Linked DNA regions of Homo sapiens: region 2 is linked to region 1. Evidence: chromatin contacts called from ENCODE Hi-C or POLR2A ChIA-PET data. All regions are on one chromosome and are shown on one strand. The core of a region is the stretch at or near the end of the contact, and the rest is flanking DNA. Distances in the headings are between cores, read along the strand shown. Region 1 holds the start of UQCC2 (ubiquinol-cytochrome c reductase complex assembly factor 2). Region 2 has its middle 21 kb from the start of IP6K3.

Region 1 (4,888 bases), core at 691-3,190:
AGAACTCCTAAAACTCAATAACAACAACAACAAAAAAAAAACCCGATTAAAAACAGGTAAAGGACTTGAATAGATATTTCTCTGAAGATATACAAATGGCTGATAAGCACATAAAAAGATACTCAATATCACTAATCATTAGACAAATGCAAGTCAAAGCTACATTGAGATACAGCCCTCACCCATTATGATGGTTACTATCAAAAAACCAGAAAATAACAAATGTTGGTAAGGATGTGGAGAAATTGGAACCCTTGTGCACCGGTGGTGGGAGTGCAAAATGGTGCAGCTGCTGTGGAAGACAGTATGGCAGTTCCTCAAAAAACTTAAAATAGAATTACCATATGATCCAGCAATTCCGCTTCTGGGTATATACCAAAAGAATTGAAAGCAAGGTCTTGAGATGTCTGTACATCCATGTTCATAGCAGCATTATTCACAAGAGCTAAAACATGGAGGCAACCTAAGTGTCTATCAATGGATGTGTAAACAAAATGTGGTATATACATGCAACGGAATATTACTCAGCCTTAAAAAGGAAGGAAATTCTGACATATGCTACAAAATGAATGAACCTTGAAGTGAAAATATTATGCTAAGCAAAATAAGCCAGTTGCAAAAATACTGCAGGATTCCACTTACATGAGGTACCTAGAGTAGTCAAAATCATACAGACAAAATAGAATGGTCGTTGCCAGGGGCTGGGGGGAGAGGGGGAAATGGGGATTTATTGTTTAATGAGTATGGAGTTTCAGTTTTACAAGAGTTACGGAGATGGTGCGATGGCTGCACAACATTATTCAGTGCTATTTCATACCCATGAACTGTACACTTAAAAATGGCTGGCTGGGCACCGTGGCTCACGCCTGTAATCCCAGCATTTTGGGAGGCCGAGGCAGGTGGATCGCCTGAGGTCAGGAGTTCGAGATCAGCCTGGCCAACATGGTAAAACCCTGTCCCTACTAAAAATACAAAACATAGCCAGGCATGATGGCGGGCGCCTGTAGTCCCAGCTACTTGGGAGGCTGAGGCAGGAGAATCACTTGAACCCGGGAGGCGGAGGTTGCGCCATTCACTGAACACCAGCCTGGGCGACAGAGCCACAGAGCAAGACTCCATCTCAAAATAAATAAATAAATAAATAAAAGGTTAAGGCCAGGTGTGGTGGCTCACACCTGTAATCCCAGCACTTTGGGAGGCCAAGGTGGGAGGATCACTTGAGCCCAGGAGTTTGAGACCAGCATGGGCCACATAGCAAGACCTTGTCTAAAAAAAATGGTTAAGATAGTAAATTTTGTTATGTGTATTTTACCACAATACAAAATAATAAATTGTAAAGAAAAAAAAAGTTTTTCTAGTCTGAATCAACACAGTTGGCATTGCTCATGCTAGAAAACCTGCGCCTCCCAGAGAAAAATGTCTGGCTTATGAGGGGTAGGAAGGGGGGAACAGAAGGGATACTAACAGGGACTGGGCAGAGAAGAACAAGAACTAGGAAGCACTAAAGAAGGAATTGAGGCCGAGTACCAAGGGATAGTGACAGGTACGGGGGCACCCACGAACAACGTTCAAACATATTTTCATCCAGTAACCTGTATTTACATGCAAATATATTGGTTTATGCAAAACAGCGGAGGCCTCGGGGGAGGGTTTTTTAGTCTCAAGCTTGTGCAGTCATTGAAAAAGAGACGCAAAGCTGTCTCTGGGGTACTCCACGTCCGCCTTGCCCCTGGGAGCTGGGCCGGTTCCAGGAGGACGAAGACTGAATTAGCTCGGCTTGCAGAGAAAGGCGAGCAGCGCCCCTACACGGAGAGTAGCGGTGCGCCTACAAAGTCGCGCATGCCCACTCCGGCCTCCCGCTCCACTCCTAAGGCAGGCGGCGAGGCTTAGTGCGCAAGCGCCATTCGTCGGCGCCGACTCCTCCCGCTAAGGCGGGAACACGCGGGGCCCAAGATGGCGGCCAGCCGGTACCGGCGTTTTCTTAAGCTCTGTGAGGAATGGCCAGTGGACGAGACCAAACGGGGCCGGGACTTGGGCGCTTACCTGCGACAGCGGGTAGCACAGGCCTTTCGGGAGGGAGAGAATACCCAGGTGACCGGCGGGGAGGCGGCTGGGACGAGGGGAGGAAAGGACGAGGCAGGGGCGGGGCCAACGAGCGCGCTAGCAGGGGGATCTGCGCATGCGCGCGCCCTCTTTCCAGGCAGCACGTGAGCGCGGACCCCCTTTTTCCCCCAGGGAGCTACTGATAGCGACGCCCGTTGTATTCAGCGCTCTCCCCCGGCTGCACCTTGGAATTGCCGAAGAAGCTTTTTTTAAACTCCAGATGGGCCGGGTGCGGCGGTTCACACCTATAATTCCAGCACTCTTTGAGAGGCCGAGGCGGGAGGATCGCTTGAGCCCAGGATGACCTCCTGGGCAACATAGTGGGACTCCGTCTCTACAAATCAAAAAACAAACAAAAACTTCAAATGCAGAATCTCTAGGGGTGGGGTCTTGACCTCAGAGTTTTAAAAGCTCTCCAGGTGATTCAAGGTGCAGAGAGAGTTGAGACCCACACCACCAGTGGCAGCTGGTGACAGCCTCAGCTTTTTGCTTCCTTGTCACGGTAGCATTACCTCATTATTTCGCAGTGTTGTGTATTGACTGAGCTAATCCCCAGTTAACTCTGCAGGTCCCCGCTAAGCGTTTGCGTTCTTCCTGAGCCCCTGTAAGCCTGTGCAGCAGGTTTGGGTCCTCAGCTCACGCAGCTGTGTGTGAGTAGTAGGCCTATGTTCTTGCTTTCCTCCAGGTTGGCGCTGCAGCTCTGGGATTCATTCATTCATATAGCTCGTATTTATTGAGCACCTACCATATGCCTGGAACGGTGCTAGGGAAACAGCAGTGTTAAACAGGTGAAGTCCTGCCCGCATGAAGTTTTACATTGTAGTTCAGGACACAATAAGCAGGTAAGTGTACGTAAGACAGATAAGTACTGTGATCGATAGAAAATAGGGTAGCGTGATAAAAGGGTAATGTTATTAGTGGGGCCTTTCTGAGGAGATGACACATAGGTGAGACCTAAGGCAAGAGGATGAGCCAGCCATGTACACTTGGCGGGAAGGACATTCCAGACACTGCACATGTCCAGAGGCAGGAGGCAGATTGACATGTTTGAGGACAGAAAGAAAGCCAGAATGGCTGCAGGGTAGTAAGTAAGGTGGAGTTTGCTAAGGTGAAGGTCCGGAGCCAGGCACAGTAGGATATTATCTGTTCTGATTAGCTTTAGACCTCATTATAAGGCCAGTGAGAAGTCACTGGGGATGTTTAGTGAGGGGACTGATGTGCCCTAATTTACTTTTTAAAAGACTATTCTGGTTGTATGTGGTGAGTGGGCTATAGGGGGCAATAACAAAAAAAGAGGCTGGAGAGAAGCCGATTATGGTACTATAAGCGACAGATGGTGGGGGGTTGGATGAGGACGGCAGCACAGAAGATGGAAGTGGTTGGATTCAGGTTATGCGCAGGTTGAGTCAGCAGGACTTGCTGATATATGGGATGTGGGATAAAGGAAAAGAGAGGAACCAAAGATAGCACCTAGATATTTTTTGGCCTGGGCATCTAGGTCTAAGATGGTGCCATTTACTGAGGTAGGAATAGGTGAAGTGTAGGAAGAATATCTCGAGTTCGGTGTTAAGCAGGTTAAACCTGAGATGCCAAGTACACTGATTTCCAAGTGGCAATGTCAAGTAGGCAGTGCTATATTTGAGCCTGGGGCTCGGGCAAGAGACCAGAAATGAAATGAGATAATGAGATGCATATACACACAGTCTGAAGAAATGACTTGTGAAACTTGGCCAAGACTTGTTACAGAAGGAACATGGGTTTTTTTTTTTTCAGCTTAGCCCGAAACAGAGCCAAGCCAGCCCACCTAAAGGAGCAGGAGCACGCCCAGTGGCATCATTGTGACTGTACTGCTGATTGGCTGGCAGCCTGGGGAGTGTCTGGCCCAGGTTATACGATACCCAGGGCCCTCACATTATTCATGGTGGTCTTCACTGGCCCAAAGTGTAAAGATCTTTAAGGCAAGAATCTTATCTAGTCCCAATTCTACAAACCCGTGAACTTTCTAAAGCTGTACTCCCTGCATATTTTTAGTATGAGCTTCCTGAAAATAGAGATGATGCCATTTTTATCTTTCCCTCTCTCCCCTACGAGTGTCTAGCTAGTTCTTGGCCCATAAAAAAACACTCAGTAAATGTCTGAATGGATAAGTAAATAATTGGTTGTGGCTCATGAGACAAAGATAATTTGAATATAGTTTCAGATGTAGCAGAACTAGATGAAGAGAAGTTGTGAAGAGTGAGAAAGGAATATTTGTGTGTCCTGAGTGGTGAGAATTGATTTGAGAGCTTACCATGTTTGGGAAATTGCAGGATCTATGGAGGAAGGCCATAACCTGGCCTTCACCACTGAGGAGCTTACAGTTGAGCAGTCAGCGGCTCCATCCTTGGGGAGGTGAGAGAGCGTAACATTCACTTGCTTGATTGTTAGTGTAAGAGGAGCCAGCAAAGGAGGAAAGAGTTTTCTCTTTCGGAGTTGTCATCACCTAGGGCAATCGTTTCTGATCAGTCAAAGGCCCACACAGGTTTGAGTCCCAGCTGCAGATGCAACTCATGGCTGTGTTAGTGATTCTGTAGCAGCTGATGAATGCATTCCTGGTAGAGTGAACCAGTGCACAATGGCAGCAGGTGCATTACTCAGGACCACTGTTGCGGTACCTCATCCTAATGTCACCTGAGAATGCACCTGGCCTTAGTAAATCTTTGTGGTAATTTTTGAAGGGCGCAATTCCTTGCTGGAATTGAAAACACTATTGTGAGTCACTCCTACTGACACCCCCAGATCATTT
Region 2 (4,566 bases), core at 239-2,738, 57 kb before region 1:
CTGGAACACAGAGCGCCTTGGCGCAGAGGCCCCGAGGTGTGTCCTCGGCCTCACTCAGGCTGCAGACATTTCAGAGCAGGCTTTCCACCTTCCTCAGCTTCTCAGGGCCAAGTCCCCTTTCAAGCAGCTCTTATTTCACAAGGGACAGTATGGGGCGGTGGGTTTGTCCAAGGGCATCTGTGGGCTGGAGTGATTGCTGAGATCCCAGTTTCTCTGCCCAAATCCCTTCAGAGAGCTCCCTGGGCTGCAGACCTGTCTTTTCTCGGTGACAGACGGCCCTCTCGGGCCACAGTGGACACCGATAAAGAAGCTTCAGGGGCAGGGAAGGGGAGGCTGTACCCCACAAATCTCAGCCATGGACATCCACCAAGGAGCTCCAGGCCACCTTCCGGAGTCTCGACTCAAGAAGATGGTAAACATGGCCATTTGTCACTGACTTATCATAAGAGCTGCGGTAGCAGCTGTTCCCCCTTAATTAATACACCATTGACTTTGAGCCTCAAAAAAAAAAAAAATCCCTTTGCTGAGGCAGGTGTGTGGACTCAAATCCATTATCCTGTCGGTCTCCCCCAAAAGGAAGGCGCGGGAGAGCGGTTATACAGTTAAGTCACCCAACTGTTCCAAAACAGTCCTCCCCGGGCAGCCAGGCCAGCCTCTCCACCCATCCCCAGAGAAAGTTCTAGACACAAGCAGAGAGTCTGAACAGAGGGTCCCATGATGTGCAGGGACACAGAGGCAAGGGATGAGGGCAGGTGGGAGGACCCCGTGGGCACCATGCCACCTGGCGCCCCCATGTTTTCCCAGGAGTGACGCTGCACACGGGTGGGGGTGGAGGCCTAGGGCTCAGCATCCTCAGGACCAGCTCTGGCCTTCAGTGGCTGGGATCTTGGGCAAATCACTTTATCCCTGTATCTAGGTGAGTTACTACACAAGCCTCTGTCTGGCTCATTCACTGCTGTGTCCCCAGCAATCAGAACACTGCCAGGCCCACAGGAGGCACTCAATAAATATTCAAGAAATAGATTAATGGAAACCTCGATCCCAGAAGGAGAAGAACCTGGCAATGAGGTTTTTTTGTTTTGTTTTTGAGACAGACTCGCTCTGTTGCCCAGGCTGGAGTGCAATGGTGCAATCACAGCTCACTGCAGCCTCCGTCACTCAAGCAATCCTCCTACCTCAGCCTCCCGGGTAGCTGGGACCACAGGCACATGCCACCATGCTTGATTAATTTTGTCTTTTTGTAGAGACAGGGTTTTACTACGTTGCCCAGGCTGGTCTCAAACTCCAGGGCTCAAGCAATCCTCCTGCCTTGGCCTCTCCAAGTGCTGGAATTGCAGGCATGAGCCACCGTGCCCAACCTGGCACTGAGTTTCTAACGTCTGGATTCCTCCAGTTTCCTTTCAGGCTGGTTTTGTTTACTCGTGTTTCTTTTTCCAATCTGAGTGACTCTGATCTGCCACAGCCCCAGCCCTCCCACTGCCTTGCAGCACACACCCCGCCCCCTGCAGGCTATCTCTGGGAAGGCAGCCTTGTTCTGACCACAGAGGGGACCAGGCTGGACTGTATGAGATGGGACAAGTCTCCCAGACTAGCCAGACAAATTGGCCAGGAGCAGCTGTGTTTACTTGCATTTCCTTGAGTGGAACAGCCAGGGGAGCCCCGAGGACCTGCCTAGCCCCCAGCACCACATGACAGAAGAAGCCGTGGTGAAGATGGTCTAGAGGCCGGGCACAGAACCACACAAACTCCAGGATTTGTATAAGACGCTGGCCAGGAAGGCCCTCTAAAACATGACTTCTCACCAGCCCTGTGAGTGAGAGCTTGAAGCAGGTTTAACTTGGTTTCTAAAGAAAGTGATGGGATGTTTCTTCCTGCCAAGAGTGTGGCCCAGTTCATCACTGAGGCTCCTCCATGAAGTCAGGGTGATTGTCTCAGCATCGTGAAGGTGTGGTGAGATTCCAGGGACGGATGGCTATATTGCAAACCGTGAAAGCGTTACCCACTAAGGGACCAGGACTGGGCTGCCCTGGCCGGGCAGATAAGTAGGAACAGTCCCGAGTACAGTCTTGGAACAGGGAAAGAGCTGAACAACAACCTCTGAGAAGAAAGGGTAAAGGAGGTATCACTGATGATTACAGCCCAATTTCTAAGCTGCTTCTGTTTAGTAAGGAGACAGAGGAAAGTACAGTAATTTTCTTCAATGAAAACAGGCAACAGAATTCCCTTTGCCTCGTTCCCCTTGCAATTAAGCCCTTCTCTGCAAATGAAATGATTTGGTTTTCATGGGGACTAATTTAAGCACACTGGAAGGACCGCTGAACTTTCTGATTGCAAACACCAACATGTGCAAAACAGAATCCAGCAGCTATGCCAGGCTGGTGAGGCTGTCCCACCCGTGGAGCTGAGGGCTTGGATGGGGTGAGGGTGGATGAGCCCTGGCTGGAAGTCCAGCTCTGTCCCTAAGTCCATGACACTTCCCATGTGGCTGACCCTCTTCCTGTCTCCAGCTGCCATCTCCTCATCCCAAGTGAGAAAGTTGGACTAGATCTCAGCTGACAAACTCAGAAGTCTCTGACATACTTGGCAATGGCGGTGGGTTGAAGATGCCACACGTTCCTTGCCACTCCTTTCATCAAGAAGTGGAGTCTATTTTGTCTCCCCTGAATCTGTGCTGGCCCCATGACTGCACTGACCAGTGGAATGTGGTGAGAAGGACACTGGCCAGCTCCGGTCTGAGGCCTCAGGAGGCCTCGTTGCCTCCCCTTTTGCCCTCTTAGGCCTTGAGTCTCCATAGAAAGAGGTCCAGCTGCCCAGCTGGAGATGCCTTGTGGGGAGAGATGCCTGGCCAGCCCCACCGTTCCAGCATCCCAGCTGACACAACAGATGCGTGAGTGCAGCTACTCTGTACCAGCCCAGATGCACCATGTGAAAAGATAAGCTGTTCCCACCACACACTGCCCAAAGGGTGGAAGCATAAGTAAATAATGGTTGTCTTATGCCACCAAATTCCTATTATTACTTTTTAACTTGAAATAGTTTAAGACTCACAAGATGATGCAAAAATAGTACAGAGAGTTCGTGTGTACCCTTCACCCAGCTTCCCCCAATGATAATATCCCACATAACCACAACATACTATCAAAACAAGGAAACTGACCTTGATACAATCCTATTAACTTAGGTGCAGGCCGTATCTGGGTTTCAACAATTTTGTGTGTGTGTGCGTGCGTGTGTGTGTGTGTGTGTGTGTGTGTGTGAAGTTTTTATGAAATGTTATACCATGAAGCTACTAAGTTTGGGGGTAGACTGTTACTCCCAATAGATAATTAACACAAGAATGGACAAGATCCCCCAGAAACACAACTCAGACAAACTTCAGCACAAGGTGAATGTGCTGGCTCACGTAAACCAATCCACTAGAGGCAGGGTGGCAGGCCTCAGAGAAGCTCCACCCAGGGGCAGGGGAAGTATCAGGTCCTGGGCATGAGCCACATTTTCTAGAGGTCCCTTCTAGAGGACACATATGAGACGAAGGAGGGACCCACTTCCCAACCAATCCCTGGGATGGAGCACCATGGTGGGGCACAGGCGGGGGAGGACCGAGCCCCGTGCCTCCGTTGGGTCAGGGCACAGAACCATGCTTGGCGGCTGGTCAGAATCATAAGGGCACAGGGAAGAGGAGCAACCCTCAAAGGAAGGGATGGGCACTGGGAGCAGAAGAGGAGAGGGGAGATATGCATTGCAGAGCAAAGGAGAGCACCCAGGGCAAACCCTGGGTACGCAGACCCCAGGTGGGAGGGGAAGGACATTCTACACTGGACCCAGAATGAGCATCCAAGAGGTATTGTGGGAACTGGGGGCAACCCTGAGGGATAGGAACAGCTCATATACAGAGTAGTCACTGAAGCCATTTGCCAAAATTCTGGCACCAGAAAAGATTAGATTTCCCCACCCCTTTGAAAGTAGGCATGGCCATATGACTTGCTTTAGCCAAAGAAATGTGAACGGAAGCGACAAATGGCACTTCAAGACACAACCATTAAGAGCCCCTTCTTTGCCTCTGTCAGGGCATGGTGCTGCAGCTGGGGGCTGCCCCTCAGCCTGGGTCCCAGAGCAACAGCGACTGGGAGCAGGAGCTCTAGCTGCCCCATAAGGTACCGTGTGATCAAGAAACCAACCGATGTTGTCATAAGCCACCAAGAATCCAGGGTTTGTTACTGCAGCACCCGATGGCCCGTGATAGCCGGCACAGGTAACTGGCCATCGCCATCTTCCGTGAGGGGAGGACACACACTCGCATTGCAGTAGGGGAGGCGGGGGAACACCTGAGTCCTCTACCCACCAACATTCAGTGCCTGGAAGGTGGGGAATGGATGTGAAGACTCCGGAAGGCGTATCCAGGCCGTAGGATGTTTTGGCTCTGCTAAGCCTTGGTGCAGAGACCAGGGCAGTGTCTGGCAGATTCTGTAGTGAGGCACTGCAGCCAATCCCTCCAAGCTGGCTACCCTCGCTGTGCAATTACCACCTACACAAGGTCTGGAGTCCCCTGAAGAGAAGAATGAAAGA

Evidence for each region. A loop is a pair of places that touch in the nucleus more often than their neighbours do. ChIA-PET counts read pairs that join two places held with the same protein, here RNA polymerase II (POLR2A). Pooled maps may share reads with other maps.
Region 2: a loop to region 1 is called in a map of gastrocnemius medialis, with 2.7 times the contacts of the local background. The contact joins the enhancer-like site here to the promoter of UQCC2 in region 1. A Hi-C loop is called at or near these places in 65 of 168 maps with a recorded cell type or tissue (A673, CD4-positive, alpha-beta T cell, CD4-positive, alpha-beta memory T cell and 35 more), 22 of 37 single-sample maps with no recorded cell type and 43 of 50 pooled maps. POLR2A ChIA-PET finds 5 or more read pairs at or near these places in 24 of 52 experiments (A673, AG04449, AG04450 and 20 more).

The regions. Positions count from the first base shown.
Region 1 is chr6:33,708,752-33,713,639 of GRCh38, reverse strand. UQCC2 (ubiquinol-cytochrome c reductase complex assembly factor 2) reads left to right here and starts at 1,940. Exons shown (of 4, transcript NM_032340.4): 1 at 1,940-2,091. The coding sequence starts at 1,954. It overlaps LOC124901304 (a long non-coding RNA gene), which reads left to right and starts at 2,191. Exons shown (of 3, transcript XR_007059548.1): 1 at 2,191-2,332; 2 at 2,789-2,945; 3 at 3,877-4,061. RefSeq lists enhancers at 2,371-2,420, 2,447-3,344.
Region 2 is chr6:33,765,678-33,770,243 of GRCh38, reverse strand. No RefSeq gene overlaps it. Among named protein-coding and RNA genes, the nearest start is that of IP6K3, 21 kb to the right of the region's middle. RefSeq lists a silencer at 1-92 and an enhancer at 1-468. Within about 2 kb of position 1,488, at least 4 of the 41 ENCODE cell types and tissues checked have a DNase peak (open chromatin) inside an H3K27ac peak, as active enhancers do; they include gastrocnemius medialis and prostate gland, where a contact is called at or near this core.